Linked DNA regions of Homo sapiens: region 2 is linked to region 1. A link is an interaction called in ENCODE POLR2A ChIA-PET data of the cell type or tissue named here. Cell type or tissue: OCI-LY7. All regions are shown on one strand. Links, peaks and the distances in the headings refer to the core of each region. The heading gives the core; the rest is flanking DNA. Region 1 overlaps LINC01412 (long intergenic non-protein coding RNA 1412). Region 2 has its middle 530 kb from the start of LINC01966.

Region 1 (16,300 bases), core at 4,846-12,845:
CTCTGCTTGTCAGCAGGGACCCAGTTGTATTATCACATTATTAACTCATTCACTAATAGCCTAATGACCTTAAAGAGGAGACAGACACCTTACATCCAGGCAACATCTTAGGTGCTGGGAGAATCTAGATGATTAACTTTTTTTTATTATTCACTTATCCTTTTAGTGTAATATTCTCCCAACATGATTATTATAATACTGGATATAGTACTTAGAAAATGTGATTAGTGACATAAAATTAGTCCACTATAATCATTACAAAATATTCAAACAGAATGTTCTGAAGCAAGCTTCTGAAAGCAATTTCTGCACTCTTGTTATGTGAACTTGAATATTACCTTTCAGACCTTCTTTCTCTAACATTTAAAATAAGAGAATTGAAACAAATGATCTCTAATTTTTTCCAGCTCTATATTCTATGTATTTATAAAATGATGATTAACAACGTAACTATGTAAGAAGTGCTATAACTGGAAAGCTATATGTTCATTTTTTGACTATTTCAAAGTTTAATACGTTTAAGTAGAGTACTAATATTTTTTGTGAAACTCTAAAACTAAATGAAGGCTTTGACTAAAACTTATTTTTTGATGTATAGGCAAAAAATAATTAAGGATTTCTGAAATGTTTTGGCCTTATTCATATGTGTCAAAAATCCAGTAATAAAAATCAAGACTTGCTTTCTTTGGAGAAGTTTACACAGGCTTTTGTTAGTACCAGGATGATAACAAGGTGTTAGGATCATAGAATGGGGAACCACAGATTGATGTTTGGTACTCTGCCAGAAAACGAAGGGTAGCAAGAACATGCTGATTTATGCATATTGTCAGGATTTTGTTATCCAGTCTCAGGCTGTTTGATCATTTGCCTGGATTCATATTCTATTTTTAATTCTTAACCTCAGACCAGTTCTTAGAATAAAAATATTATTCACTAAAGTCAGCTGTGGAATTCAGTAGGTCATGAATACAGATGGTAAGAAAGGTAAAACTTCAGGAAAAATTAGTTTGTTTGATCAATAGTAAGAAAATAATTAATTTTAATGTTACTATGTTATATCTTATTTGGAACACTTAAAAATATTCACCAAGTATGAAAATGTGTTCAGAATATGTTAAATACTGCACAAATCAAACTATTAATTTTCATATTTCACATCCATACCTTTATTATTTTTTTGATCTGTGTATCTTTGAAGTGGATCACTTTAGTCAATATTTCACATCTGAAGTGGCAAATTAATATTACTGATGTGGCAATAAATTAAGACTTGATGATTCTGATATCTTCTGTTAAGGAAGCAAAGTTTACAAACAATGTTATTAATTATGTTCTTTGGCACTTAAATGTTTTTGATTATCTTATAAATACATATCCTATATATATTGTGCCTTTCCATGTTATCTTAATTCATATTTATAACTATGAAATATTTATCACTATAATGTATCAACAATAAGCCAATAAATAGAATTAATCTAACTTGAAGTGTTTGCATTTTCCAGAGTTTCCAACACCTAAGAGTGGTATTTGGCAAATGGTGGGCCAAAGGAATAAAGAAGGCATGCAAAACTCTTGACAGAAGACATTCAGAAATTGATTTGATATCAGATACAAGGAGAAAATATGCCAGTAAGAAAATGCATTTTTCAAGATTAAATTCGGCATTTGTTACTTAATAGCATTTGTCATATTCCAATTTTTCATATGTAGTAAATTCATTTCAAATCATTTCGCTCTTCCAAGTGCCTTTGTGTATTGTATTTCTTTTTTCACATCCTTTTGGATAACATTTGAGAAAAAAATAAGACTACAACAGTCAATGATTACATTCAGGATGGAAGACGGTTGTAAGACGAAGGAACAGGTGGAGTATGTACGATGGGAATATTCACTTTTTGTGCCACCATTTTGTAGCTCCTCAAAAAAAAAAATTAGCAAATGGTGGATATTGTTTCTTTACAAAAAATGGTTCTGTACTGGATCCATCTGTGAAGTATAAACATGTCATCAGCACTCATTTTCCATCTCCAAAAAACATTCCTCATGTCCATATTTGATTTTCAAGTGCATCTGTGCACGGATGGAAACCCTCCCAACATGCTGCTACACAATTGCAGAACCCACACATTTCTGTCTTTGAATCAAGCTTTCATGAGAGCCTGGCCTCCCCTGGGTAGAAGCTTGTTTCGAGGTTGCAAAGGTCCTCTGGGTGACCCCAATAAAAAGAACTTCAATGCCCATGGTAAGGTTAAGTTATTCCTTTTAGGGAGGTGATATTGTCCATAAAGTTTTTCTACTTCATTCAGAAAATTATGTGTGTGTGTCTTAGAATTTTTCTTTTATTCCCCATGCTACACTTAACTAATTATTATTACTTGTACTGTTAAGTTTCTCAATGACTAGACTCACATTTGAGAAACAAAGTGAAGATCTCGATATTAGGTTATTCAGAAAATTTAAGTAGAAAAAGCAGGGAGTTCATCTCAGAAAGTTGAAAGGGAAGCATCTTGAATTCTAGGAGTTCCTAACATTATTGATAATCACATAGCCTGAAAGAATGTAAAACATTGCTAAAAACAATTTTCATCACTTAGTAAACACACATTCAGAAATGAACTCCGTGGTAAAGGAGGAAATTTCATTTTACCTCATTATTTTCCCTCCACAGTGCCAGAGTTACCTTCACTATAGGGCAAGGAGTAAGCTTTGCCTGTCATTTTTAATCAGGTTGTTGTAGGTAATTTTTGTTATGCCCCTCATTACTGAATTGTTTATCAATAGGTGCAGCAAGTGTCACTAGCTTTTCTCATCAAACCAGGTCTGACAAAGCAGCACAGTGCATGGGAAAGAGGCAGCTAGGTGAAACTAATGCCATAGATGTTTGATTCATTAGGAGCTTATTGTTAACGGGGATGTCTGATTGTAAAGGCTCAGTCAAGCAAAAGAGTGCAGAGTAATCAGTCGGATTTATAGTTTGCAGGGCTCAGAAAAAAAATCAACATAAACCTTTGGATATAGCAGAAACAGAAAAATCCCCTTTGGGCAGCCCTAACCTGGAACCAGCCAAATAAGGTCATGCTACATGAAGGTTTCCTGTTAGGTGATGGGAGATAGGGACGGATTAGAGCCATATGGCATGGCCTATCTTACCTTCTGACTTAAGATAACAAAGCCAAGCTTTGTGCTTAGCTGTTTTTGACTGACATCATCAATTTTATTTTATGTTGGTCACCTCCGGTAACAGGAAAAAATGGCCTAGGGTTGATAACACATGCTTTTTTTTTCTTTTAGTATTAAGATGCCTAGAAGCTAGTTTTGTGCTGTTAAAAATTTCAAAGAATTAGTAGCTTCCTCTTCTATCACCCATCCTCCAGCAACTGTCAGCCCCCCTCCCCCTTGTTTTCAGTTTGTACCTTGCAAATGAGAGGCAGCCTTATTCAGAACCAGATGTAAGGCTCCTAGAGAATGAGCATAAGCTGGTGTACTTTAAGCCTAATGGGAAGTTTTATATGCAAGGGCCTTGAACTGATTAGTATAATTCCCTCTTTAATACAGCTGTCCCTCCAGATTAAGGTAAACCAAATGTTGCAATCAGAGATTAGTGTACCTTGCCAGTTATTAACATCCCCGGGTGCTCAGCAAGCACGTCAGACGCTAATGCTGTGTATTTATTTGCTACTTCCCCACTGTAACTTGAACTTCTGCACCTGTCAAAGCATTCCAGTGAAGAGAGGGGCATTATTGGAAAGCAAAAGTTTTATACCTGTACACCTGTTTTGTTTTGTCACAGCTAAGACTTTCTTTTGGCGTGCCAAGACTGCCAGGTGCTTTAATCTGCTACTTTTCTGGTTTTGTAAAGAAAGACTTTGTGTGCTAAATTGCATTTGTTACTTTCACATGCTTCCTTTTATGCAACTAGAGAGCTGCTCACCTAAACTTTGTGTGTGTGTGTGTGTGTGTGTGTGTGTGTGTGTGTGTGTGTGTGTATGTGTTTTCTTTTACAGAGGAGGTATCTGTAGAGGGTGAGGTTTCTTTGCCAGAAAACGCCTCACCTCTGTCTCTTGTGTTCCTCAGCCTCGGCTGAGTCTTAATCACAAGGTGGGTCTCACAGCTGTAATATATTTGGCAGGATATCCTGCCTTCTTGCAACCCAGATGTCAAGAAAGACAAAGTCCTGGCTATCTTAGAAAGATCTGGCTGCGTTTCTTTCCCTCTGCAGCCCCAACAGAGGCTTGGAATGTAGGCCTGAATCTATGCAACAAGCACACTGGAGAAGTTAGGAATGGCAGTTTGGGTTGTCTTTAGGCACGTCACGTTGGTCCAGGCTCTGCACTCCCTGAGTCCTTCTCATCAGTGTGGCACATGTGCCAACCACTAAGGAAAATAATGGGAAGTTTGAGGACTAGCCCTCACATTTGTAGAATAAAGTGCCTTTGTGATTTTTATCAACATCTTTTATTACTCAGAGATTGAGGATCAAAAGGTGCTTTCTGTGAAAAATGCCTAGTTTGGTAAGTAACCACCAGGGTCACTTCAGGGGCTGATTTTATTTCGCTTTTTAAATATGCAGGTTTAAAGCAGGTAGCTATGCTCTTACAGAGGTTTCACCTGATGCCAGCAGCAGTGGGGCAACACCAGACCCCCGCTCCCTCATTTCGTCACGAACAGGAAAGAGCCACAATTTTCTAGCTGACCTGTGACTCTGCAAGCAGCCACTGGTTCAGGTTGTTATCAATGCTGGGGGAACATTTCTTTTGTTTGCCCTCCTTACCCCAATTCCATCTTGGTATTTGCACATTGATTGCCTGGTGCAGAGTTTCTACATATTATAGCTTAATTGCAGATTTTTAAAAAAGACAAAAATATGTTCATATCTTAGGAATTATGTCTTGCAGCCTACTAAATATGCTAATGCAGCACTAAGCAGGGATAAAGTTCTTGCCATACCCCCCAACAGTTGCGTGGAACCTGCTGCCAAGTGATTGTTAATTGTGAAGCACAAGCAGGCTTTGCAATCCATCTTAATTGTCATACTTACTTCAGGTTTCGTGATAAGGCTCAATGTTCTGTTTAAAGTGACAATGTTGACAAGGGGAAAGGGTGTGGGCCTGAGCCTGTGGTTCTGAAGGGGTTGCGTGCTCTGACCTGCCGAAGGTTGATATGGACGGTCTGCGAGGGGATTTTAGTTGTCATGGGGTCCCCAGGCGGTTGAATGGAGAGACTGTCTGTCCTGCTTTTTCCTGTTAGGATCCTGACACGTGGAGCATTGATGAACTCAGCACAACGTTGAATGGGAGCTTTTTGGCAGCTGAGACACTGGGGCTAAGCTGCAGGTCAGAGATAACACCAGTGCGGATCTCCTCCTGCACAGAGCTCCTAGCATGCTTTCTTCCCTCCTGAGTGCAGGAAATGGCTCATGTTAAATATGTTCACTTTTCAGTTTTCCTTTCTTCTAAAAAGGAGCTTGACAGATTGGACTTTTCAGCTCCCTCTTTTTTCACCACCTCTGCTTTCTACCTCAGAAATACTCTTCAGGAAGCAGGAGTTAATCTTGGTGAGGAAACGATAAGGTGATGCTTGATTTTCACGGCAAAGCAGAAGGATATGGCTGCCTTCTTGCTGTTCATAAACTTAGAGCTCCCCACCTGTGAGGCTTTCCTTAGCTTTTCCCTTCACATCCCTTCAAAATAGGCCAGAAGAGTAAGAGAGTCAAGCGTCTACTGCCCAGACGAATGTAGGAGAGCAACATGTAGCATTATGCAATCTTGAGAAAAGGAATCACCGAGTTGGGAGGTAATGCTGACTTTTAAACAGTGTTTTCTCCAATACTTATGTGGCCCTCTACCCAAAGGGTGCATCACTGCCCACACCAAAATGCTTCTGCTTTGTTTTACGTGCAGCTGAGTTTAGCAGGTTTCCGAGATGTGGAGAACAAAGAGAAACTGCCAGCAAAGAGCTACTCTAATAATCTTTTGCCAACATCCTGTATTCACAAAAGCGATGCAGAAAGAATTCTTTCTAGTTTTAGTGTCTGCCCTAAACATGGGCTGTCAAAGCTCCATTTAAAAGAAAGGTATTTGAAATGGATTCTTGTGTGGTATTGATTAGTGACTGTGAAACTAATACATTGAAACCACTCCCAAACAAGTCAAATTCTGACTTGAGGTACATACATATGGCTTCGGTGAGATATGAATGTTTTCTTTTCACTCTATTGAGTATATGATACCCATATCCTTTGAAGCAAAAGGGATGTGTGTGAGTATGAGAGTGGGGTGTGTGTGTGTGTGTGCGAATGTGTATGTAGGTAGAGGGGATGAGATAGGGAAAGAGAAATGGAATGAAGAAGAGGGGATGGGAATGTGGAAAGTTTTTGGTCGAGGTTCCATAAGCATCAGAAAATAAAAGCATTGTGGGTAGAGATGAGAGTAACAGGACAGTCCCGGGGCTTACACCTTGGAACAAGTAGGGTAATGCTGCCCTTTGATCTCTGTCACCTCTCACCAATTTCATGCACCCTTTCTGTCTCAGGAGGGTATGCAGCAAAGCTGAGAGAAAGAGAGAATGAGCAAGTGATATGTCAAAGAGCCAAATATGGTGAGTCAACAACCCTGAGGAGAATGATTCAGGCTTGGAACTCCATTAGAATTTGCTCTGATGCAAGATAGTGGTGCCAGACCTTCCATAATAAAAATATAATTTTTCAGTTCTCCCCATCCAATTGTACCATGGAGTCTTCATCCTCTTTGAGTGATCAGGACTAGGTAATTCCTGGTCTTAGTCTAGATACCTCTCTGGTTACTATTAGGGGTGGGCGAGGCGGCAGAGATTTCCAAGGACCTCTGAGTTTGCCCAACTTTAACTTCAGGGAGAATAGCTAGAACTAGATAGCCTAAGGACCTCAGAGAAATAAAGGATGTAAAATGTTCAGTACAGTAGTCATCACATAGTAAGTGCTCGGTGAATCCTTACTATTCCTTTCTGAAGATTGAAGCCACTTGAATTTCTTGTTGAATACTTCTTTTGGTTGTGTTTGTCAGGTGTAGCACTGCCTGAGAAAAGAGAAAAGTTTGATAGCAGTTCCTATTCTAAATGTAAGATTTAGATTTTTATTATGTGTTTTCTATCTGCTTGGTGCAGACCCAGTGTGAAAGGGCGAAGGCTTGAATTGGCCTGAACCATTCTAATTCTAGATACATGTGGTCACATGTCCTTGTCATGATATCAAAGGGAGATAGCCACCTATGCAATGAGATTTGAAGAGCCTGGAAAACACCGCATGTCCTCCAAGTGTCTTCTTAATTAACCAAGGCATCTGACATTCTTGACATTTCTGTTGGTAAAGCAATTCCTCTAAGTAAAAGTATGATTTCTTGATATTCCTACTTGTGGTACAATCATGATACTTGAAGGTGGCCATCTTTATTATGTAGATGATGTTTATTTCTTGCTTATTACCCCTGTGACAACTCGGAAGAGAGAAACTGAATGTAAATGGTAGCTAAATGGAAGTTTTTAAAAGTATACAGTACAACTTCTTGACCGTGAAATGCATCAAGGAGGTTGCAGAGTTGGGGTTTGCACACTCCCAAATAATTTTGGATATAACAAAATATATAGACATTAGGAAAGCTTCTAGTTAGCTTTGTGGGACAGAGCTTAAATTGAGGTCTCTTGGTTCTTTTCAAAAAGACTTTTCATTTCTGATCACCCTACCCCAGCCTACAAGAGAAACTGCTTTTGCCCATCTTGTCTTGTGGCAATCCAGGGTCCTTCACCTTGAAGACCCTGGGTTAGGGATTCTCAAATATTTTTCTACCCTAGAATATATATGTTCACACATAGGATACTTCCATGGGTATACCTAAATTATGGTACCCTAGGAATTCTATTATAATCTTTATTTTAAACATGTCTCCTTTTAATAACACACCTCTTCCTGAGATTCTGCAATGTCCTCTTGAGAAGGCAAACCCCTTTGTCCTTTTTCATGTTCTCCATCTTCATATCCCACCATGAGAGTTGCTGCCTTAAGCAATACTCTAATTATCTGGGTGTTTTTTCTTTTGTCTTTTGCCTAGCTTTTGTGCCCTTTGCCCTTTCTCTATGAGGCTTACTTCCTGTAACTATGTGTATGTATGTATGTATGTATCTATCTATCTATCTATCTATATTTATAAAAATGAGAAATAAACCCATTCTATGTGTTTTCTATAGTTTTGGGTCCATGGTTGTTTTAAGCAATGAAGATTGTTAAATTATCCACGAGCCTTCTCTTCTTTGGCTTTATAATCTTAATCCTTTAAGTTTTCTTCATATATCATATGATTTTTACCCTTGGCTCTTTTCTTCGTTTAAAAATTGTGTGTATTATTTTCATTCTGACTGTACTAGTCTTACATACATATTGTACTTGGACATAAAGAAAATTATGGTTGAGAATAAACTTACCTATAATTCCACCATCTAGAGTTAGTTATTGTTTGAATTTGGTTGTATTTTTCTATCTCTTGGCTTATTGTTTTATGTATTGAGACTGCATGGGTCACTTTATAATTTTAAAATTATTTTTGCCTCCCATTTAGCATTTCTCCTCTCCAAGTTCTCCCCATTCCTTTCATGTTGATGGGTCCCAAGTGAGACCAATATAATACTTCAGTATCTAAAGCAAGATTTGGCTTGTGTTCTGGGAAGGCTAGCTCACAGCCTCTACATACTATATTTTGATCTTCTTAATATGCATTTTCCTGCTCTGAATCAGTGATTTATTTTTTTGATCTCTGTTAATACTTCTTTTCAAGCTGGAAACAAAGGAAATTATCTAAAAATAACCGAAGACTATTATCCAAGACTTTAAAGGAGCATGAGCCAATAGGTTGACACCTTTGATCCTTAGGTAAAAAGTTAAAGTTCTTTTGTTGGCTTTCTGCAAAAGGAGGAAGTAGGGGCAAATTACACAGTTGATGCTATTTTATACATGAAGGAACCAACTTTTGACAGCTGGTAAACAAGTTTCAACTTTTTTTGGGTAAGGTAGTTTATTCATTGAACACTTATTTATTGAGCTAACCCCTACTATGTGGCAGGCGCTGTTCTAGGCCTGGGGATTCAGTAGTAAACAAAATACTCTAAAATCTACCTTTGTGGGAGCTTACTATTTAAGAATAAAGTAGTTAAACTTTTTAACTTTCTACTTAAATTTCCATTTTAAAAACTAATTGTACTTTATTTTCTAAATTCTGAATCGGTTTTGAAGTATGTGGGGAAAGATCCCTATTATTGTAATGTTACTTTGGTATCAAATAATGTCTTTATTCTCAGTGACCTCTCTCCCTCATTACTCTCCAAATTGCAGCTTTTGGTAGATAAAAAGGCAAACAAATGCAATGGCCAAGACCAATTTTGATGAATTAAAAATAAATGTCTTCAATTTTAATATACTTTTTTTTAGGAGGAGGAAAAAGAAACAAGGGTAGTAAGAGTGGATATATTCTTATAACTATGTTGAAGAGCAAATACCAGATGCAAAATTGGGAGAGATCCTTTAGTTTCAAATAGAGCTAAACAGTTTTTTTTTTTTTTTTTTTTTTGAGGTTATGGGCTTTGCCACTTAGCTAATTTGAACAGTAATGGAGAAATAAATATCAGTAGCTAAGCAGATAATCTATCCATAAGGCAGAAAGACAAAAACCAAAAATTTATTTAATTCAAACATGTAATTCCTATAGGCTCTACTAGACATGAGGTCACTAAAGGTATAAAGAAGTATGCAGAAATTAAGAAACAGAACAGACAATGGTTATCTCAGTGGTTTTATCACCAACTTGTTTCAGTTTGAGTGTTTGAGGTACTTTGTCAATCAGACATCAAGAAAGATGAATTTTACAGATAGAATTGGACAAGTTTCTTTTTTTTTAATCAAATTTCAGGATATGCCATAGGCGGTTAGATTGTGGCTTGGAAATATTGAACACTTAATAGATGATGCTACATGAAAAATTATCCTGAATTCTTGAGTTGGTTTGTAAGAATGGAGCCTTTGTTACTTTTTTTAGAGGTTGATGAAAAAAGTATGTGTTATAACTCAACCGAGAAAAGAAGAGTGTGTATTGGAGAAAAGAACTTGTGCAGTTAAATAACTCAGTCTGTAGAATTGAATATAGCTGCTGACTACGGCCTGAGGATGTGGACTCTCAGCTATAGGAGTTGACCAAATTATTCACAAATGCTGGACAACTCAGGAGAAGAAGAAGGAAGGGAAGAAATGAAGGTCAGAAGGGCAAAAACAGAGAGAAAAAGCCCAAGTGAACAAAGGAGAGCGACAAAAGATTATATTACATCAAATTATTCTGGAGTTTTGATACCAGTTCATCACTAGAGAAAAATGATATCCTTTAGGCAGAGTTGTATGATTTACATCTATAATTATTTGGGTGTGGGATAACCTAGAAACGAAGAGTATAACAAAATTATATTTAATGGAAATGATAACAAAACCTTTTGAGCTTAAGTGATACTTTGTGAAAAAAAGATGTAGAAAATCCAAGTTTATCTTTTAATCTGGTTTTTTTCCCTATTTTAGCGTGTTGCGTTTAATTAAAAACAAAACGCAAGCTACAATCAACTTTGATTTAGTTTCAAATCTACAGTCTTTTTCTTTATTTCTCCACTAGGTTCTGTCCGTGTCATATCTCAAAGCCAGTCAAGATCTACCTGCTCATTGAAGGTTTCATTTCTTACATGATGAGATACAATATTATTCATAAACCTATAGAAACACGTATGTTTTTTATTATTTATTGTGGTCGTGAACTCTGTTTTTCTCCACATGTAAGAAAGCAGGGATAGTGTCTTCATATTTAAAAAATGTGTGCAAAACACACGGCATAGTGTGCCGCATCCACGCTTTTTCCAATAAATGTTAATTGATGTTGATGAGAGAGCACATGTCACTAACAAGAACCTCCTGCCTAACTCTGGGTTTCAGAGGCCTGAAGATTCTTGTGAGCTGGAATGATGCCCTATTGTTGCAATTCCTTATGTTTAGGATAAATGAAGAGATAGTTTCCCTCTTTAAAAGCAGTTTCATTGGTCAATTTAGCATGATATGTGCATTGCTTGTATTGATTGCTCAAGAGTTACTCAATTCAGAAAATTAAAAATATACACCCTATAGTATACAGTATATACTACATAGATGCTGTGTATACTAAAGATACTGGGTATCCGTAGTATGTAGTATATGTAGTATACACAGTATCTATGTAGTATACACTATGTAGTATATACTACATATACACAGTGTCTATGTACGGTATACACACACTACACACACTACATAGATGCATATTGGGCAATATGGAATTTTAAAACAAGAAACAAAAAGATAGTATTTCTACTTTGAGGAAAACCAACATATTTGTGTAAAAGAAATAAAACTCTTTAAAATTAGCTGTTTTAGATTTGACATTTATTCATCAATAAATATTTACAAAATATCTACCAAATACAGAGATGAAGAAGGCACCATGATGCCCTCCGAGAGCTGTTAATGTAATGGGTTTAAGACAACCACAATAGAATGAAGAACTTTATTTTTCACAAGACAGCCAAAGAATGCTGAAATGAAAATGACAAAAACATCTAACGTTGAAGAGTCCTTCTTACGGGCCAGGTGATATATGGTCTATTTTAGGTGTGTTGCCTCCCGTAATTTGCACAATGACTTCATAAGGCAGGTACTCTTACTTCCTCTGCCTTGTTTCAACCTGGCCTTCCCAGATGAAGCAACCAGGAGCGATAAGTTGTAGTAAGTTGCTGGAGGGCACACAGCTAGCACATGGCAGTGGCGGGCATGTGAATGGGGGCAGTATGACCGTACAGCTGAAGATGCCAACCATTATACTCCACTGCCTCCTAGGGGGTGGGGAAGGAGAAATCATGTTTGATTGGGGAGCGGTCAAAAATGGTTTCTTTTCTTTTTCTTTTCTTCTTCTTCTTCTTTTTTTTTTTTTTTAGACAGAGTTTTGCTCTTGTTGCCCAGGCTAGAGTACACTGGCGCGATCTCGGTTCACTGCAACCTCCGACTCCCGGGTTCAAGCGATTCTCTTGCCTCTGCCTCCTGAGTAGCTGAAATTACAGGCGCCCGCCACCATGCCCGGCTAATTTTTTGTATTTTTAGTAGAGATGGGGTTTCACCATGTTGACCAGGCTGGTTCGAACTCCTGACCTCAGGAGATCTGCCCACCTCGACCTCCAAAAGTGCTAGGATTACAGGCCTGAGCCACCATGCCCGGCCATAAATGGTTTCTTGAGAAGGGGACGTTTCATTCTGGGTCTTAAAGGATTGACAGGAACTTGTGGCAGGTAGAGCTATTGGGAGAGAATGCCAGTTTGGTTGTGCAGGGGCCGAGCTCAGGACTGGGTAAACAGACCTCAGTGGGGCACCGGATATATGCAAGGGGTGCAGTTGGGAGGTGGGGCAGTTAGGGCTGAAAAAGGGAGGGAGGTGCAGGAATTTGGTCTAAATTCAGTAGAAGCAGAATATAAAATAGAGTAAAAGATGTGTAATAAAAAAAAACCTGAAAGATGGATATTAACGAGAACAATCACTATGCAGAGAGTTTCAATTGACAGACTTCTTAGATAAACTGGATTTTGCCGGGCGCGGTGGCTCAAGCCTGGAATCCCAGCACTTTGGGAGGCCGAGGCGGGCGGATCACGAGCTCAGGAAATCGAGACCGTCCTGGCTAACACAGTGAAACCCCGTCTGTACTAAAAATACAAAAAATTAGCCGGGCCTGGTGGCGGGCGCCTATAGTCCCAGCTGCTCAGGAGGCTGAGGCAGAAGAATGGCGTGAACCCGGGAGGCGGAGCTTGCAGTAAGCCGAGATAGTGCCACTGCAGTCCAGCCTGGGCGACAGAGTGAGACTCCGTCTCAAAAAAAAAAAATAAAATAAAAAAATAAACTGGATTTTGAGCTAGGGTTTGAAGTTTATGGGAATGGAATTGAAAAGCACGCAAGCAACCCAGAACACTGTGATTTACACAGGAGACAAGAACATAAGAAAATTGAGGAGCGCTGAAAAAAGGCCATTTTTCATGAGTTCAAGGACTTCTGAGGGATTAGGTGGAATAAGTGAATTTCTAATCCCAGGAGGCTTCTATTCCTCCTAGTCATCTCCATCTCAGCTAATGGCCCACCATCCTCTCAATGTCCAGCTCAAAAACATGACGGTTTTTTTTTATCCCTTTTTCCATCTCATTCTAAAAGATAGCCTGAATCTTCCCTGCTTCAATTCTTCATTAGATCCCCAGCAAGCAGACACTTTGCTATTTGAAAGCCTCAGTCAGATCAAGTTGCTTAATATTCCCCCAAAGGCTGCCCATTGCATTTGGAATAAATTCCAACCTGCAAGTCCCTCAAATTCCCAGCCTAACCTCATTTGGCATTTTCATTATGCATCAGCCTTCCCGCCTCCTTTCTTTTCCGTGGACTCACCAAGCTCATTGTCACCTAAGAGCATTTTTACTAATTTTTTTTGGTCCCTCTCTTCCAATAAAAAATCAGCTGAAATATCCCAGCTTTAGAGAGCCCTTCCCTGGACTAGCAGCCTAAAGCGTTGTGCCCATGAGTATTTTCTCCTCTCATTTGTGAAGAAGCAGGTCACTGTCTTTATATTTATTTTTCAAATCAATCTTTACTCCTCTATCCAATTATATTTCCTTTATAGTTCTTGTACTTTTTTGAAATTATTTTAAAACAATATTATTTGTTATCTTGCTATCTCTCTCTGGGAGAATTTCAGCTCTAGACATTCGGCCTAGAAATTCAGGACTTGCTTTATCTTATCCAGTGCTACAAACTCAGTGATCAGCAAAGTGCTTTGAACATAGTTGGTGCTCAATAAATACCTGTTAAATGGATGAAGATGAATGAAAAGAATGAGGGTGAGGATGGCTTGAGGAATGGGTAGAAGCTTGCATTTTATCTAATACATGACAGAGATTGTAGAATAAATTGGCTATGTTTTTCTACACTCTGTTTCAATAGTCAACTAAGTTGCTTTCTTCTTGCATACCAGCTTATTGATGGTGGGTAGGTGGACTAAAAGCCTTTTGTGTTGCAGGGGGAAAACAAGCCTGAGGTTTAAAGGAAAAAAATGGTCTTAGTGAATCCGCAGGGTGGGTGAGAGCTCAGCCAATATGCTCTTTGGAATCCAGACAATTCAGTGACAGTAACACTAGCGTACAAGTGCTGGGGAGGTCAGATGAGTTGAGTTTGTGACATGTGCAATCACTCTGGATGTGTTTGATTTTCCTACGGTATTTCATGGTGACTTTTAAATTTGAAAGGGAAATGACCTTGTTTCCAGTTCCTTTCCTAGCCAGTATTGCTCCTTCAACAAATTTTGGTATGTTTTATAAGTAGAGTTCTCGAGTATCTTAACAGATGGAGTTTACAAGTTTATTTTCTAGTAGAAATGGTGATTTCAAGACAAGGAAGAAGTTGTAGGAGCTATTTATTTTTACTTTGTAAAAGGAATACCTTCCTGGCAAATATACAAGTCAATAAGCAAGCAGACCCAACAGCTTTCTTGGAAGGAGCCAGCCACTGTAGGTATGGGAGAATTCCTTTGGCTAGCCTTAGCTTCCCTGTGCTTCTCTTGCACTTGTGTTGGCATAGTTGGTGGATGTTATTACTAGCGGTGTGTCCTACACGCCATTCATTCATGGAATATGGCCCTGGGAGAGGAATCTTAATGTGAAAATAAAATTGTCATTGTTTTTCATTGGCTTAGGGGACATCTCACATAATGGAAGCACATCCCTAAATAGAAAGACCTCAATTCAGGAAAAAAAAAAAAATACAAAGAAAAGGTGAGGAGAGAGAGATGTTCTCAGTGCAATCAGCCGGAACTGAAAAATTAAGATTTTGTTTTGTGCAATGCTAGTTGCCTTGCCAGTCTCAAGCTGGCACTGTGGGCTTGCTGGAGCTGCTGAGCCTGAACTGAGGAAAGGAGACAGTTTGCTTCGGGTTTATTACCCAGCCTCACCATGCGTATCAATATGTTTTTGATTTTGTATTTCAAAAATAAGGTGAATGATCTCGAAAGGAAATCATTGCAGGCGATTTTATTTTTTGCTTTTTCTAATGGACAATTAAAAAGCAATCCTGGTCCTATTCCAGAGATTTTCTCATTTCTCAGTACAACTGTAATTTAGGCACACTGAATAGTGTAATGGTGTTATTAGATATTATCGTGTTTATTTTATTCATGAAAATATGTGACACACCTTATTTGTATTCTCCTCCAGGAAATGTCCTGGAATGGGTTTTGTCCTAGTTCCTTTTTGTGCCTGTCATAAGGTGTATGTTAGAGTTTCAGTTCCTAAAAATAAAATAGAATTTCTTTCTTTCTTTCTTTTTTTTTTTTTTTGGAGAGCATAATGATTTTGAGCTTCGAGGAGTTTCAATAGACTATTGTTGTTTGTTTTCTTACAAGGATCCAGCCCACCAAGTCGCACTATGACACACTTCCTATGTCCATGGCAGATATTTATATTTATATTTCAAATTAAAACAAGTATAATTTTCTTCTGAAATTTTTTTGGAATTTTGTTTTTCGTGATCTGTAAGGTAATTGGAGATACCCCAGGCTGTCACAAAACCAGAGCTGGGAATCACTGCTTTAGTGATTAGCACTTTGTAAGCTTTCAAAAAATATTAAAACCAGGATAGGTTGTCTAATTTCTAATGGGTGGATTCACTTTAGTATAATGTAATGTGTTAACAAATGCTCAGAGAGGAGGTTGTGGATCCAGAAAGATGGCTTTTGCAGAAGGCTTTTATCCAAATTAATTCAAAAAATAACAGGAACAGTTGTGTATTGAGGCAGAAGGAATAAGGTGACTCAATTAAATGACAGAGAAATCTCCAGGAAAAAAAACTGTCTTAAGTCAACCCAACCCTAACAGTACAATTTTCATCACTGGAGTCAATAATCCTGTAATAAATGCATAATAACTTTTAAAAAAGGATTCTTTTATTAAGTACTTTTGTATGGTTGGCTATGAACCAAATATTGAAACCAAATATTGCTTTTCTTTACTTTAAAATTGATAAAGCTATCTTCTATGTCTCTAAAGAGAATCTTAAGTGAGAAAGATAAAAAAAGTAATTTGCAAATAAATTCACCTGCTGCATTTGTGCCTGAAGCATCCTATATTTACCTAATTCATTTTTGGCCCTTGCTTAGCTCTAGCCATGGCGACACACTGAGAAATTAATGCCAAG
Region 2 (16,300 bases), core at 4,637-12,636, 830 kb after region 1:
TGCATGGCCTAATACCTGGCACATATTCAACAAATATTTTTTAATAAATAAATGAATGACCTTCCCATTTCTTTTCTGATGTAAAAATTAAGGCCATCAGAGCAAATTAAAAGATATTACACAGTAGATTTTAGGTGTCCTTCCTCTGTCAGTAATTCAAAGCCTCATTTGATGAGGGTTGTTCTGAATGTAAAGTTTTGCACTTACACAGAGTACAGGCATTGCTAAACTTTGACCAGAGTGTGGGATCCAGGTCCCATTTTCTAACCTGTATCTCAGATTCCTAATACTTTATACACAGTCAGGGCCAGAAGACAAGCATTCTCTTTCTTACTTTTTAAAAAATGCTGTTCATGCAATAAGCTATTTTCTTTGGTATTTAAATAATTAAATATAGATTACAAATTTTTTTGGTGAATATTACACCATCTATATGAACTGTTCATCAGTTCTTTGAAACATCTCTGAGGCTGTAGTTGCTGCAGTAGCTACTTCTTGACAACTGAAATAAGTGAAAATTTGAACATTTGTTCAGTTCTGTTGATAGTCTTAATCATTGAACCTCAACACAACCCATCCACTAGAATTTGAACTCCTGGTGGACCATGACTGTTTGTTATTAATCTTTGCAATTCTAGCAAATGTAGTATTTAGTAAAAGGAGGGTAGTTAATACCTGTAAGATGTGTGCATAGTTTTAAAGCTGCTCAATTTATTGTGAAAGTAGTAAATAAAAAAGAAAAATTAAATCCATTATTTTACAATCTGCTTATATAATTCAGGCCTACTTTCTAGATATACTAGGAGTATGAAAGCTGGTTAACTTTTCTGAAAAATAGAAAGATACCATGAAGAATTAAGGAAAGATGTTTTTTCTGTTTGCAAATATATTCTATACATAAAACTTACCATTATTATTCCTGTAAAAGAAACATCATCAGAAACATAAACTCAGAGGTTGTTCAGTCTGCATTTTATTACTGTAAAGATGTCTATTCACACAACTGCCAATTGCTTTGCTTTTGATAAAGCTACTGTAATTACTTTTAATTCCAATATAAATTCCCTTTGTTGCAAGAAAACACTTAACCTTAGTTATGTTAGAAAGGCAAACAACATAAAAACTGACTATATACATATTTAAAATCATAAGCATAAAAATACTAATTAAGATAGAACATTATACCACAGCCCCTATAATAAACACAAATTAATAATCCAATCAGGAATGTGAGCACCTTCAGAAAATTATGACATGACTTATATAATTTTACAAAAAATTAAGCAAAATGATGTGGAATTTGGTTAATGACCTAGTTAATTTTTGACACCTTTGAGGATTTCTTTTCAGACTACAAAAACAAAATCTTCATCTGTTAATAAAGTAGGTTAAAAAAAATAGTTCTATACTTTGTGGTTCCCAAAACAATCAAGATATGGAGGGATTTATTTAAAAACTGTCAACCAGAAGAAACTAGAGAATACAAACAAAATTACACTGACTATTCTTTAAATAAAATTCTGAGATAAAGACAGACATGAGGCATTTCTGACAGACTCTTGGAGATTTAAAAAGAGAAAATGTAGTTACCACAGTAGTGGCTCCACTATAATGAGTGCTGTGTGGTGCTACCCACGGGACTAAGGCATTGATTTCTCCAGCTGCAAAGTGTTGGTGGCTGACAGCTCTCAGATGAGTCCCTCTTCTGGAATGGCTTTTGTTGTGACTACATCAAATTCCTCTTTTCCCTGTGCCTAGTTCTATGTCCTTCAACCCACCCCACAAGGCTGATCTAGAGAGCATCCCAGATGAACAAGCTGCACACAAATCTCAGACTCAGAATCTGTTTCCTAGAGAGCTCAACCTAGGATGGACACTCAGACTGAAAAACAAAACAAAATCAATACGTAGGCTGTGTGTTTTATAAGAGTAATACAATTATTTGAAAGTAAGAAATCTGCCTCAACCTTGTTTACACCTTGGAAGGTACCCGGCCATCTGCAGATGGATTTGCTTGCATGATTTTACTAGGTGTTCTCTATGTAGACAAAGCATTAAAGACACACCTAAGTACATACACAATCTGCCTAATGCTTTTCATTGCTTCATCATACCAATGTTACCATTTTCCTATTTCTTCCTATTCCTTATATTTGGCATTTACTTATTTTGCTACAACTAAATATACTCAAAATTTACAAAAACAAAAACACTATATTTTATGTAAACTGACTTTTTTTTTTTTTTTTTTACATCACAAACATGTGGAGTCAGCCCTTGCCTGATTGCCCAAATCAGCAACTTCCCAAACTTATATAGTCATGAGAAACTGGGACATTTTTAAAAACACAGATATTCTGATTAAGTCATTCTGAGATAGGTCTGATAGGCTTAACAGTCCCAGGTGAATCTAATAATATGAACTGGAAAAAAACAATAGTATGGAGAGTAACCAATAGCTTAATATTCCATTTTCTAGTGCTTCTCTACATTAATGTGTATATGAATCAATGGTTATCATATTAAAATGCAAGTTTTAACTCATGAGCTTTGGACTAGAGCTTGAGACTCTACATTTCAAGCAAGCACATAGGTAATACTGATTGCCCATAAATGCTTTTGAGTAATAAAAGTGTAGCCTATTCAGAGCAGCTGGAAGAGAAAATATTTCACAGGTGTGTCTTAGGTGTGTTGGAAAATCTTTTTTCTTTGAAAAAAGGATTCTATGAATATTTAGTGCTTTACGTAGGAGCTGACCTACTTTCCCATTCTCTTTGTTATTGTCTTGGGATTTATACCTGCAGAAGGGATAGTTCACATGAACATAGAACTATGCTTTGGTTTGATGACGATCACTCTCTAGATGTTGGAGATGTCTGTGACTCTCACTCTGTAAACACAGCTTCCTGACTCAAACTCTCTGTGTTGACTCAAATATTCCCAAATTGATCATCTGCTTTTCATGTCCTTTAGTTCAGCCTGATGAATGGATTTTTAAGGGACTCAGGAAGTATCCTCCAGGAAAAGATTTCTGTAACATGTTGGATGACATATAGTGTAAAACTAGCCAGTCGATTGGTTTGTTGTCTTTCAATTTAAAGAAAAAATGACTATTTGGCCAGTATATGAATTGGTAGCTCAAGGTTGGTGATAAACATTAAATGAATGTTGTGAAAGTTCATTTATCGAAACCAGGTTCTTGTCCAGTTTTGCTGTATTGTCTGGTCCTTTTACTTTGGGTGGTTGCAAATGTAAAATGGCTGCATTTCAGACAGCAAAGCCCTTTATGTTGAAATTGAACTTGGTGGTCATATTGTGCCTATATATATATATATGTAGTCTATCTATCTATCTATCTATCTATCTATCTATCTATCATCTATCTATCTATCTATCTGTCATCTATCATTCCTGATTAAAACACTATGCTGTGACTACTTAATGTCTTTATTTTGGGGACTATCTACAGTTAAAACTAATTCTAATATAATTTAGTTAAATCAAATAACAACTAAGGTGTCAGATAGCTTTAGTCAAGGTCTCCATAGAGTAGGGAAAGTGTCTTCTTGGAATTTTCTTGTTCTCACTTTGATTGCACTCATTTGAATTGGGTAAAATTTTCTTTCAAAGCTTCATGATGATTGCTAGTCTTTTTCTCCAATTTCAAGACACTGATTAATATTTTTGCAAGACTTTCCCTCTTATGGTTAATTCCCTTACTTTTGGACATGGATTTGAGAAATGATTTAGTTGCAAAAATGTCTGTATATTTTAAAATAATTTTCAGACAATTCTTACACTATAGGGTTTTAATGTTCATTTTTAAGAAACATAAAATACTTCCAAAGCCCAGATGAGTTGGCTTGTTCATTTTCACATTAGTATAATGGAGTTTTCCTTGGTGAGAACTAGTTTACCACCCTTTCATTAGATGCTATTGTTAATTACTACAAGTCTCCCATATGGCTTCTAGGACTGCATTACAGATGGACAATTCAGAGTCTAAGTCGGAACTGGTCACTGAGCTACTTAAAGCAAAAGTACGAATCAATACTAAAGATGATTTTCAAAATTTATCTTCATAAAACTTGCTCTCACGTTTTTGCAATCTGAAGAGTTCTAAGAGAAGCAGGAGAGGCAAGCAAACACATTTTCATCTTCCGTGGCTGCCATATCCTTTTAAGTAAAATTTACTCTTTGTCTATGCCTTCTCCTAGTTATCTGTTCTCAAGCTTTAATATGCTTTAGAATTCCCTGGAGGCCTTATTTTACAAAACTAAAACAACAATAACAACAAAAAAACAAAACAGGTTCCTGGTATCTACCTCCTGAGTTTGTAATTCATTCAGCCTGGGGTGAGACCCAAGAATGTACCTCTCTAACAAGTTTTCAGTGGTGTTGATGCTGATGCTACTGGTCCAGAGTACCTCTTTTGAGACCCACCATGCATCTCTGTTTTCAAGTTTCCCCTCTATACTCTTCATGTCTTCTCTTCCCACATCAAATGCTATCTGAGTACTCAACGATTACAAAATAGTGACAAACTACCTTTACATGCAATCATGTTAACAAATCTCAGAAGTGTTATGCTGAGCTAAAGCCAGACACAAGCATGCATGTACTGTACAATTATGTTTATATAAAGGCAAAGCTAACCCAGAAAGATTGAAATTTGAATAGGGGTTATTCCTGAACGTGTGGGAAAAGCAAAGAGAAAGGCACATAGGGGAAGGTTATGAGGTGATGCAAATGTTCTGTACCTTGGTTTGATTAGCAGTAAGGTGGTATACATTTTTAAGACTTAGCCAGTTATACAACAATGATCTGTAGTATTTTATACATGTAAATTTTACCTCAATGAATAAAAAATTATGATTACAAAAATAAGTATGGCTGTTGGTTGAAAAAATGTCTGTTAAACCAATTCAGACTAAAGTTAAGAGGACTGACTTAATATGGTTCTTCTCCTCAAGAGCATTTGAATTTTAGTGGAATAACAAAACAGAAAAAAAATTCGTTTAATAGTGGATTTTGAGATATTTGCTAGACTCAGGGTAGACTGTTCTGGGAGCAGGGATGATTCCTTGAGACTGCTCTCAGCACCATTTCTCCATTTCCTGATTGGATAATCAAGACATGTTGAATTTTGATTTATTTTTATTTTCTTAGAAAGGTTAAGCATCCTCACAGAGGACTTTCTCACCCTCCACAATAATGTAGGCCTCTCTACAACCCAATAACTGTTTATCACATTATCACATTTTATAGCGTCTTTCCACTCTGAAATTGTCTTGTTTATTCATGCTTCCTTGGCTATTTTTTTATTCCACTCAACCATAATGTTCACAGTATATCTCTAGCACCTAGAATAGTACATTGAACATATTAAAAACTCAATAAATATTTATGGGATGAATAAAAGAATGGATAAGTCTGATTCTTAACACTTCATAGAGTAAAGTAAACATTCTGGCCAATTCTATATCTGTCTCACTTTTATTTGGCCACTAAGACCAAAGATGAATTATGTCAGGCCACTTCCAAGATTGTAGGGAGGCTCACTGAGAGAGGTGGACAACACATGCCTATACAATCCCACATGTTATGAATTGCTTAAAAGCAATCTTTGATCCAGGGATATGGATATCTACCCAAGGATCGTCCTGGAATATAATTCAGACACAGATATCCAGCTGCGTTGTCCAGGAGTTCACAATGCTGAACTGTGGGTGGCAATGGGGAAGAGCAGGTTAGTTGTTGGGCAATGATAACATGAAAGGTATTTTATAACATTGTCTTTTGTTATTTTTTGGCATTTTCATACATACTAAAATTTAAATATGCAGCTTTTTTTTATGTTTCTAAATTTATGTAAAGTAAAAGGCATCTCTGTGTTAAAAGAAGTACTACCTTCCCTCTGGAAATTTTCAATGACTACATACACATATGTTCACCTTGGAAACTAGGAAAAACATAGTCATGACTCATGAGAAATGTAGAGGCAGAAAATTCCATAAAGGCACCTCTTGGCCACCTCTTGATAATGGCAGAAAGTGAATGAACTGCTCAAAATGATAGCTCTTTAAATTTCCTTTGCCAGGACTGCTATCTGAAAGATACATTGGTATACAAATTACACATAGAGAGTGTGGTTCTCAAAGTTCAAAAAATTTCCTATTTCTAGGTTTTGCCACTAAAATCTTGCATGTCCTTGGACACAAGTGACCTTTAAAATGGGAATAATTATTTTGGACCCATCAACCATATAAAGCTAGTCTGTGCAATAATGGGTGTAAAATACTGTTAAAAAATCAAAATATGTTATTTGAATGTGAAGTAATAGTTCATTTTTATTAAAATTAAACAATGTTTTCTTATATGAGTAGTGGCAGTAATAATATTATGAACATACAAGTAACACAACAAGTATTTTAAGCACAATTTAAAAGTAAAGTACATGCTTTTAAACTCTGGAAGTGTATTTTTCAGTATGTGCTATGAAATTATTTTCAAATGATGCAATAATAAAATTTAGTGAAAAGATCTCAGGATTATTTTATTATCTTGTCATTGTACAATTAAAGAAAGTTGGAGGTATAAAAACTAAGTGACTTACTCTAGATGTCAAAATTGCTTATTTACAAGATTGAGACCAGAATCCAGAGATCTTTACATGCCATCCAAGGAGTAAAAATGATTCAGATAGTGAATTTTTCCTGCTTATTTGGTATGTAAAGACTGGTATTTTAAATATTAAATTTCATGTCATGACCTCCTTAGCACATCACTCTCCTAGAGTAACTTACCATGGACAATGGATTGTAAAAATCAATGAAAAACATGAAGATAACTGGTAGAACACAGGTTACACAGCCATTCTTACACAAGTGAAAATGATTTGTTTATAGCTTACTCCTTGGTTTCTTGGAATTTTCTTTTTAAAAAGGCAACAAGTATTTGTACTATCAGTTAGACTTAAAAAAACATTCTTCAGAAAGAGAAAATGTATTTGTGAAATCCATTTAGTAAAGTTGAGTGTTTTGAAGGATGTTGCTGTCATCACTATGGGCCATTTGCTAATTCCCAAGAATGTGTATATAGCAAAATGTCTCTGCCTGAGGCAGTCCCTCCTAATGTTGGAGCCAAATCAGTGGAATGGATTGGATACACATAAATGTTTTGTCACCTTTCTAGTACCGGAGAGCTTAAATTGCTGAATCTTTCATTCCCTTTCGTGGCTGAGAAATGTGTGTTCTTTATTATGAAGGGTTTAGGGATTGCATACTGTGTAATAGCTCAGATGAGTGAAAACAAATTTAAATATCAGCAATGCACTGACTTATACTTTACATGTTGCAAATACTCTTAGAAACAGTATGGGGCCTTATTAAGTTTGAACCTCAGGTCTTTCAACTTCCCTGAGAAAAGAGAACAAATGGTAACTGCATGAGAAAATAAGTAACTAACGTTTGTGATTTCCCACTTCAGCTCAAGCCCAGATATTTTTGTCAGTTGTTAATTACAGTCATATTTCTCTAAAGCATTTTCTTTTTTAAGGATTAAAAAAAGGAGAGAAGAATTTCAAGAAGAAAGGCTACACCATGCGATACAGGTTCACATTTCTCTGAGTGGAGAGGAACGCATTGGGGTGAAGGTGATAGGCAGGGCCACTTGCTGGAGAACGGGGAGCTAGCACTTAGATAGAGTTGATAGAAGTGGAAATCAGACTGGGATAAAGTCAAGAGGTAGGGCTAGATCAAGATTCAAAGCAGAAAATGGCAAGAACTCTGGCTTGACAGTAGGGATGTCACAGGGGAGAGATGAGATGAAAACATGGTGGGATGCAGTTATGTTCATTAGGCCAAGAAAACGTGTTCAATATCAAATTCAGTGCTCTTCTCTTTTTCCAGATACTTGTATACGATTGTTTATTAATTCCCTGTGTCTCTAATATTGTGGATCTTCTTCCTGTAACTCATACAACTAGCAGATTTCTGGCTTAAAGACAGAAAGGAAGGGTAGCATTTTTACATGAGGAGGGATTAAGGCAGAGAGAAGTAAATTAATTGAAGTTCCTATAATTAAATTACTAATGGTATCTGCATTAGGGTCACATTTCCTACCCCTTCATCCTGTATTATTTCTAGAATCTTTACACTGGAATTGACCACAGAGCATTGCACTGGATTTGACCACAGAGGTCATTTAGTCCAGAATTTTATCATTTGGTCCACCTTTCCTTGGAGATTAAACTAATGAGCTGGCATTGCACCCACCCACCTTGGCTTTATCCTGATAATTCCTCTCAGGGTGAGTGGTAGTTCCCATGGAGAACACTAAGCAGGTGGTTTTGTTGCACAGTGAGCCCTGGGCTTCCCTGAAATGCCCTGAAGTGTCAGTTACTGTTTTGATTGCTTTTTCATTTTTCTATCCAGACACTTGTTGACAGGAAACTCTGTGGCCACCATTCATTGCATTTAAGAAATCAAACAACCACAAACTGTCACTGTCACTTTCATTTCCTGTCATCATTCATTTTCTTGAGCTGCTGCTAGTTTATCAGTGTAGCTGGATGTCCCGTGCTCCTGGGCATTGGGGAGGAAAGACTGTAGGTATGTGCAGGTGCTGAAAAAAGATGTGAGAGGAACGCAATAAACACTTGCAGCCTCGCTCCTGGCTTTCCGTTTATGTCATTCACCTGTGGGTTTAGAAACGTTTTCTGTTTCTAGGATCAAATGGAAATCCCAGCCTTATTGCTGTAGGATTTTCTTAATCCTTCCACAGTAGTTAAAGACTCTCCCTAGCTTCACTTTGTTTGTTGTAGCTTGTGTAGGAGTGATGCAAGGCAGGCTTAACTGCTTCCATCAGCAGCTCCAGGAGGAAGTTTTGTGATGGTAAGAATTGGATTTTGTTGTCCTTCACAAGGACCTTTCTCCCAGCTGTTTCTATATAAATGTACGTCTCTATAGCTCAGAGAACTATCAGGAAACAGGTGTTTTTCCATTAATAGCCAAGATGCATCAAAGGAAGGAGAAGGTACAGCAGTATGTGAAAATCAGGTGGTCCACGGTTGAATACTTTGTACACAATAACTAATCACTCAAAGCTTATATCTATTTATAATAAAGTCTATAATTACAAGCCAGGTGGCTGTGGTTAGGAGATTGTGGGGTTTTTGAACAGGTTACTTGACTCGCCATTACAGCTTTAGAGGAGATATGTCCACCTGGGTAGTGGGTGATGTGGCACGTGTTTGCCTATAAACAGCACACATGTGCTCTGCCTTAGCTTCTTTTCAGCTGTCTTCCGAGTCTGTGTGCATCAAAGTTGTATTCTACAAATCTCCTTGCTTACTGGCAAATATAATAGCCAGAAAATTTTACAAAAGTTCTATGGGCTTTGAGTTCAGAAGTTTTGCTATACTTTTTCCTGAAGAATATTATGTACAACTGATATAAATTGGAGTTTGCTGATGCAGTATTTTGAAGTCTAAGATGTCATCTGGCCAGTTGACTCTAACTATGGAGTCTTCATTTTTTCCTTACCATGTGCTTCAGAATTCATAAGAGATGATTTGAATAGTGATATAATGACCATGACATATTGTAAAAGTGAAGTTATGAGTAATTTGTTAATTATTTATTGAGTATCTCTTATAACCAGTGACACTTTTAAGGGCTGTGGGGTATATAAATAAGTGTAGGAGATGGTTCCTCTACTGAAAGAACTCTTTTCTCAACTGGGAAGATATGATTCAAAGAGAAAACGTTGCCGCTACTACGTATTCTATCACTTGCTCAGACAATATGTGCTAAAGGTAGTAAGATATGTGGGATTATTATGCAAGGAGATTGTATTTAAAGCTTCATGAAGAAGGTGAGATTAGAAAGATGAAATTAACAGGTAAAAAGAACAATAAAGGGCATTTGGGTGTGGTGATTGTCTTAGTTTTTTATGGCTGCATAACAAATTATCACAAACTTTGCTGATTAAGATAACACATATTTATTCCTTCTCATTTCTGTAGGTCTGGAGTCTGGCTTCACTGGGACCTCTCCTCCATGCCTCCCAAGGCTGCAAACAAAGTGTCATTTAGGCAGCATTACTCTTTGTAACTCAGGATTCTCTTCCAAACTCACATGGTTGTTGGCAGAATTCAACTCCTTGCAGCTCTATGACTGAAGCTCTTGTTTTCTTGCCAGCTGATGTCCAGGGAGCACTCTCAGCTGCCAGAGGCCTCTCTCAGGTCCTTGCCATATGGCACCCTCCATAGACCTCTTACAACATGGCAACTTCCTTCTTTCAGGCAAGCAGGAGAGTGTCTGCTGCTTTAAACCTTCCTCTTCAGGAAGGACCTAGTCTCTCTTTTAAAGGCTTACCATATTTAAGTCCAGTCCACCAATGGTAATTGTTCTTTCAATTAACTCAAATTCGACAGATTAGTCAACCCAATTAGTATTGGGAGTAAAATTCAATCATTTTTACAAATTATGCACACATTCAATTGGATGGGATTGCACAGGGGGTGCGTGTACAAAAGGAAGTAGAAATCTCAGGGACCATCTTAGAATTTGCATATCATAGTGACAGAAACAATGCAACATGGAGTGGTTTCACATAGTGTGTTGGGAACATGGTTAGTTGCACAACATAACTGAAGAAATCAATTGTGAAATAATTTTGGAAATGCCAGTTTGGAAAACACAAACAGACACACACAGACACACACAGACACACACACACACACACACACACACACACACAAAAATAAGTACCTCAAATCTTTAAGCCATTGTAATGGGTTATATTGTCTTAGCATTTAAAATGAGAGTGCAAGGGACCTACTGTCCAATAGACTTAATAATCTTGAGACATCTTGTCAACTCTTCCTAAAAACTCTGATAATGACTATAGTTTACCTGTAGCTAGGAATTTTTCATTATATTGTAAAGGGTTGTGAAAAACAAAAAAGAAAAGAAGAATAAGAAAAGAAGAAGGAGAAGAAGAAAATAGGAAGAAGAAGAAGAAGAAGAAGACGGAGAAGAAGAAGAAGATAAAGAGGAGGATGCAGTGTGGTGAAAAGATGAGGAGGAGAAGGAGGACAAAGTAACTATGCATGATCCTCCAAACCTAAAATATTTATTATGTGGCTGTTTATGGAAAAAGATGCTGTCGCCTGACTCTAACTTCTAAGCACAAAACCCAAAGGCAGTCTTCAACTTGGACATTTTAGAGGATGAGTGCTAAAGAAATTACCTCAAAGTTTGTGTTAAAATGCAAACTTTATGTATTGAAAGTTTATATTAAAATCCTCAGGTCTCACTTTAAACTACAGCACTCCGAAGGGTCTTGGAAACTGTGTATGTATGAGGAAGGATGTGTGTGGCAGAACTAATGAATTCTCACTTCTCTGGATAGATATTTAACTACCCAAGCACTAGTCTGAGGCTTAGTGTATGACTTGGTCATTGTTTCAGCTCCTCTGGCAAAATTCTGTGGTCCAAAATGATAGCTGATATTACTTTGTCTGAACTGAAATTTTACAACAATTGCTTTGTTGTGTTTATATTTGTATTTATTTATTTAGAATTCGCTGGGTCTTTTTTATCTGAATATGTATGTTTTCCCAGTTCTGAGAAATTATCTTCTATTAATGTTTTGATAATTTCAATTCTTCTGTTTTCTTTATTCTCCTTTTTAAAAATTCCACTTATTGGTACACTTTTATTTATCTTTGATATTGTGTATATTTTTATTTTTCTTTACTTTATGTGCCACATCTGTGACTCAAATGTCTCCAGATGTTGGTAAGAATCATCACCCATCTTAGCTACATCCTTCGTCCTGTGACCCAGAGTTTCCTCCTTCCTAATTTATCACTTATCGTTTCTCCACTAACTTTTCATTTTCTAATACATTGCCAAATGTCTTTGTTTCTCTAATGAACCTTTTCTTAGCCTGTCTGTTGTAGTGTATTTATGTTCTTTTTATTCCTTTGCATTATTTTATTTAATTTGCAGGAAGGAGAAGTGGTAAACATGTGTAGCCAATCAGACTTAACTGAAAGCCAAAATTATGCTTTTGTGAATATTTTGGTTGTGTGGACTCTTCTTTTAGCATTTGAAAGTAAGTCATTCCATTGTCTTCTGGCTTTCATGACTCCAGAAGAGCAGTCTGTGGGATTCTTACCTTCATCCTTCAGGATGTAATGTCCCTTTTTTCTCTGGCTGCCATCAAGATGTTTTCTTTGTATTTTTTTTTTCAGCATGTTGAATTTGACATGGCTAGACTTTTAAAAACTCTTTTTGTATTCTTCTTGGTATCTCTGAGCTTCTTGGACATGTGACTCGACAACTTGGTATGGTATCATAACTCTTAAAGGCTCTGTTCTGTATGTTTTTGTGTGTGTGTTTTTCCATTATACTTCTCTTTGTTTTTCCATCTGTAATTTCTATGCAATTATTTTCTGGTTTGCTTATTATTTTCACAACCATGCCACATCTATTGATGAGTTCCTCAAAAGTATTCATCTTTGTTACTGTGTTTATAATTTCTGGCATGATAATTTGATTCTCTTTTTAGTTTCGATTGCTCTGCTGAAATTACCCATTACATATTGCACATTGTCAGACTTTCCCATTAGATTGTGAACACATTAATCAGAGTTACTTTAAATTATATGTCTGATAATTTAACATCTATATCATATCCGAGTCTAGTTATAATGATGGCTTTGTCTCTTAGAAGCTTGCCCAATCACCACTGGACTTTTTATATGTTATACTTCGTTTAAAGATAGACATTTTATATAGGATAGTAGAGACTGAGGTAGTAGGTTTTATGTACATGTTCATTCTGTTAGGCCTTGGGTGAGAGAGTGAGTTGAGTTAATCTAATTGAAAGTGGAGCTGAGTACGAATTTTATAGTTGTTGTGGTTACCTCAGGACAGCAAAAGCTTCAACATCCTCTTTTCTAGCAATATGTTGCATTCATGATGGAGGCTGGTGTGTCAGAATGCTTTTTTTTTTTTCAGTTTTTACTCTACCAACAACTTTATTATCTTTTTTCTCTAAATGTCAGAGAGGGTCTCAGTCTTTCAGGTTACTTGTGACATGATACATACCAGCTTGGTAGTGGACTGTGGGGGAGTATTCACTGTTATTCCAATTAAGCCTCAGTGTTAGACATCTTACACAATCATTGTCTTTGAGTTCCATAAATGTTGCCTTTTCAGTATTCCTTCTTTCCCCGAAATCTATATTCTGACCCTGGCATATGTTCTTGCTCCCTCCTCAGAGATACAAGGTTTTGTTCTTGTTTCTTTTCCAAGTTTCAATAAGTTTCCATAGGTACTCAAAAGGGGGCAGTGTCATTGCCCTTCCCCCACAAATTAAGTCATGGTCTTATAGAGGAGATAAGGAAAAAGATCTCAGTGGAGTTTGATGCCCCTTTCTTAATAGCTATAGCTTTCTCCCTCAGTTACCGGCCATGAGAGGGACTTTCTCAGTTCTCTTCCAGTATTTTCTATGAGCATGAAGTGGGGCGTGTGAAGGAAAATCTCAAAATAAGATAGAAATTTGAGGCTCTCAAGTACCTGACCCTCTTTTCCCTCCACCAACTCATGAGTCATCACAGTTGAACTCTACAGCTCATGTCTTATCTTTCCCTTCAGGCACTTGGCTCTGACTTTGGGCCAGTTGGTGACCCTAAAACCTGAAGAATTCAGTGTGTTTAAGAAAAAAAAGCACATGTTTTCTATTTGCCCTAATATTTTTTTTGTGTGAGATTTTATGGGATGCTCTTTCCAGCTCTCTACATTTCTAAGGAGAAGCAATGTCAAGATTCTTCTAATATTAGCTGCACTTATGTAAATTGCATCGCTGCATTAGATTTATCAACTGTATGTAACTACTTATGTTACATATTTTTCAAGGTACATTTATTTACCCCTTAGAATTCATTCAGGTATATAGAAACTATCATTTTCAGTTCAGTGATTAGAAAAAGTGGCAAAGAAATATATTCAATAAAACAAATCAATTTAAGAACAATGCTAGAACTTTAATATCCGTTCTCTTCCTGTCTGATATGCCTTTATTGTCACTGAAACAATTTAATTTTCCTTTTCATAAAGTGGGGGGACCTTAATAGTTCTTTAGTCACCTGCAGAATGCCCACCACTGTTTGCTGCCCAATTCAGGCCTTTGGTATTTTCAGCACTTCAAACAAATTTTATTATGGAATAGTTATTTCAAAACAGGTTAAAATTTAACCAGAAGAAACCCTGTTTTCCTGGAAAGCTTAAAAGTATTACTACATTTTTCTGGATGGACAGTCTAGAGAATTTAATGCAAATACCTATGACAAATGGCAGGTCTCATTCACCTTCCATTTTGAGGCAGCAACCTAGTTGCAAAAAAGATATAAAGAACCTTAAAGTGTTAAGCAATAAAATATTACTTAAATCTGTAAGTTGTGCTATGCCTTTTCCTTTATCATTTAAATTTCTCTAACTTTATTTTCTTTGTTTGATAGGCTTACTGATGTCATAAATATACTTTATAATTATAAAATATATGTTACACAAGTAGTGATTTTGTAAATATTTAGTGGTTTAGCTTAACTGAACATTAATTGAATTTTGTAGGGGCAGATTCCATTTTTCAGAAGCTTCTGATTTCTCCCTCAAGTAGGTATTAGAAAAAAATATATCTTTGAATGGTTTGCTCTTTGCATTTTGTAGTTGCTTTTGTGCCTTTTTGTGTTTAAATTTCTCAAGTTATGGGTTCCTCATGAGAGCTGACACAACATAGTAAAAGATCTAGATGGATTGGTAGTAAATTCGTGGGTAGTTTTCTTTTTAATAAAGTCTTTGTAAGGTTTGTAAATGCCTCAGGCAACTTATTCTTCTTCTTCACCCTTGTCATAAGGGCAGGTTATGAACAAAAAAGAACAAATATTTCTTACAAGAGTAGTTTATGTGTGAACAAAGCAGTGCATTTCAAGTAGCCTTTTGTTGAAAAAAAACACTTAAACTTTTTTTCTGCTTCTAGTTACTGTATATTAAAGAAAATAAAAAACCAAGACCCATAGTATACCCTTATGGGTTTATACACTTCCGAATGTTATGAAACATAGAGAAATTTAGCCACAGAATCTGAAGCAAAGTTCGCCAATGATGTCCTGGGATTTGATCATTTTCTAATATTTTATATGGTCTGAGCAAGCAGTGTACCAGTTAAAAAATAAAAGTGTGTGCTAATATTGGCATTATGGCATCTCTTCCGAAAGCATCACTCTACAGTGCCAATGATGCCTTAATATTTCCTATCTTTGAAAGAAGTTATGTGATTTCTCTTTTAAAGCTACAGCCACTTTGGCAAATTACTTGCTCCTCCTGCTCCAAATACTAACCTATAGCAACAGATGTTTCACTGGTAAATATAAAGACATAGCCATTGTATGCTGTTTTAATTATTTTAACGTCTGAAATTTTGAACTTTAAGGTATTTGTTTAAGAAGCCTTCTCTAAATTCTAACCCATCCTAGTCTGCAGCTATTCATTGACATAACAAGCTAATTATGTAAATTAAAAATAAAAATAAAATTTTAAAAAAATTCACTCATTTCCAATGGTCATAATAGGCCACAGGCCTCTGTAATTTGGTTTCAGGAATACAGAGCATCTTCCACTCAAAGGAAAGGATCAAAAAGTGTCTGGAATCCTACCATTCTATTTAATTAAACTCTTCCCATTTTGTTTCGATCTGTTTAAAAATACAAACATCCCAGAAGAAGAGGTCAAAAGCACAGGCTGGTATAATTACTCCAGTCTTTCCTATGAAATAAGAAATATGCAAAAAGGAAGATAATCTCATGTAGCATCCTGGAACAAGTGACATCAGCAAGATGGTGGATAAGAGTTTTCTGTCATGATCTCCAAAGTGCGCTGATTTTGACAATGACCCATGGACCAGAATACATTTGTAGGAATATGCAGGTTTAGCAAAGAAGATTCAGCACACCACTGAAGCAAAAATTCCACCAGCAAACACGCAAAAGAGGATAAAAATAATAGCTTTACTTTGCCCATTTTGCCACTCCTGCAAGTCTACACAGCTGAGTGCCAAGAGAGACCCCTTGGCCCATGATTTTTCTTACAGGAAAAAATGAGAGCATAATGAACTGGTGCTCAGGTCCCCCAGCGTATTAGCCTGTTTTCACACTGCTATAAAGAACTTCCCAAGACTGGGTAATTTATAAAAGAAAGAGGTTTAATTGATTCACAGTTCTGCACGG

The links. ChIA-PET counts read pairs that join two places held together with the same protein. Peaks named below come from ENCODE experiments on the same cell type or tissue, not always from the same donor. Only the 100,000 strongest peaks of a DNase experiment are listed, where the experiment ranks them.
Region 2: POLR2A ChIA-PET joins it to region 1 with 5 read pairs; 1 of 35 experiments calls an interaction of 5 or more read pairs at or near these places.

The regions. Positions count from the first base shown.
Region 1 is chr2:144,577,704-144,594,003 of GRCh38, forward strand. LINC01412 (long intergenic non-protein coding RNA 1412) reads left to right here. Exons shown (of 3, transcript NR_110570.1): 3 at 1,506-1,731. Among named protein-coding and RNA genes, the nearest start is that of LINC02993, 61 kb to the left of the region's middle. RefSeq lists an enhancer at 4,332-6,260 and a cis regulatory region at 4,884-5,547. In OCI-LY7, for the core only: CTCF peaks have their summits at 11,907 and 12,109; a DNase peak (open chromatin) is centred at 8,978.
Region 2 is chr2:145,403,196-145,419,495 of GRCh38, forward strand. No RefSeq gene overlaps it. Among named protein-coding and RNA genes, the nearest start is that of LINC01966, 530 kb to the left of the region's middle. RefSeq lists an enhancer at 9,045-9,204. In OCI-LY7, for the core only: no CTCF peak of the experiment used is centred there; DNase peaks (open chromatin) are centred at 8,526, 9,066 and 12,156; H3K4me3 peaks cover 3,246 bases; H3K27ac peaks cover 4,310 bases.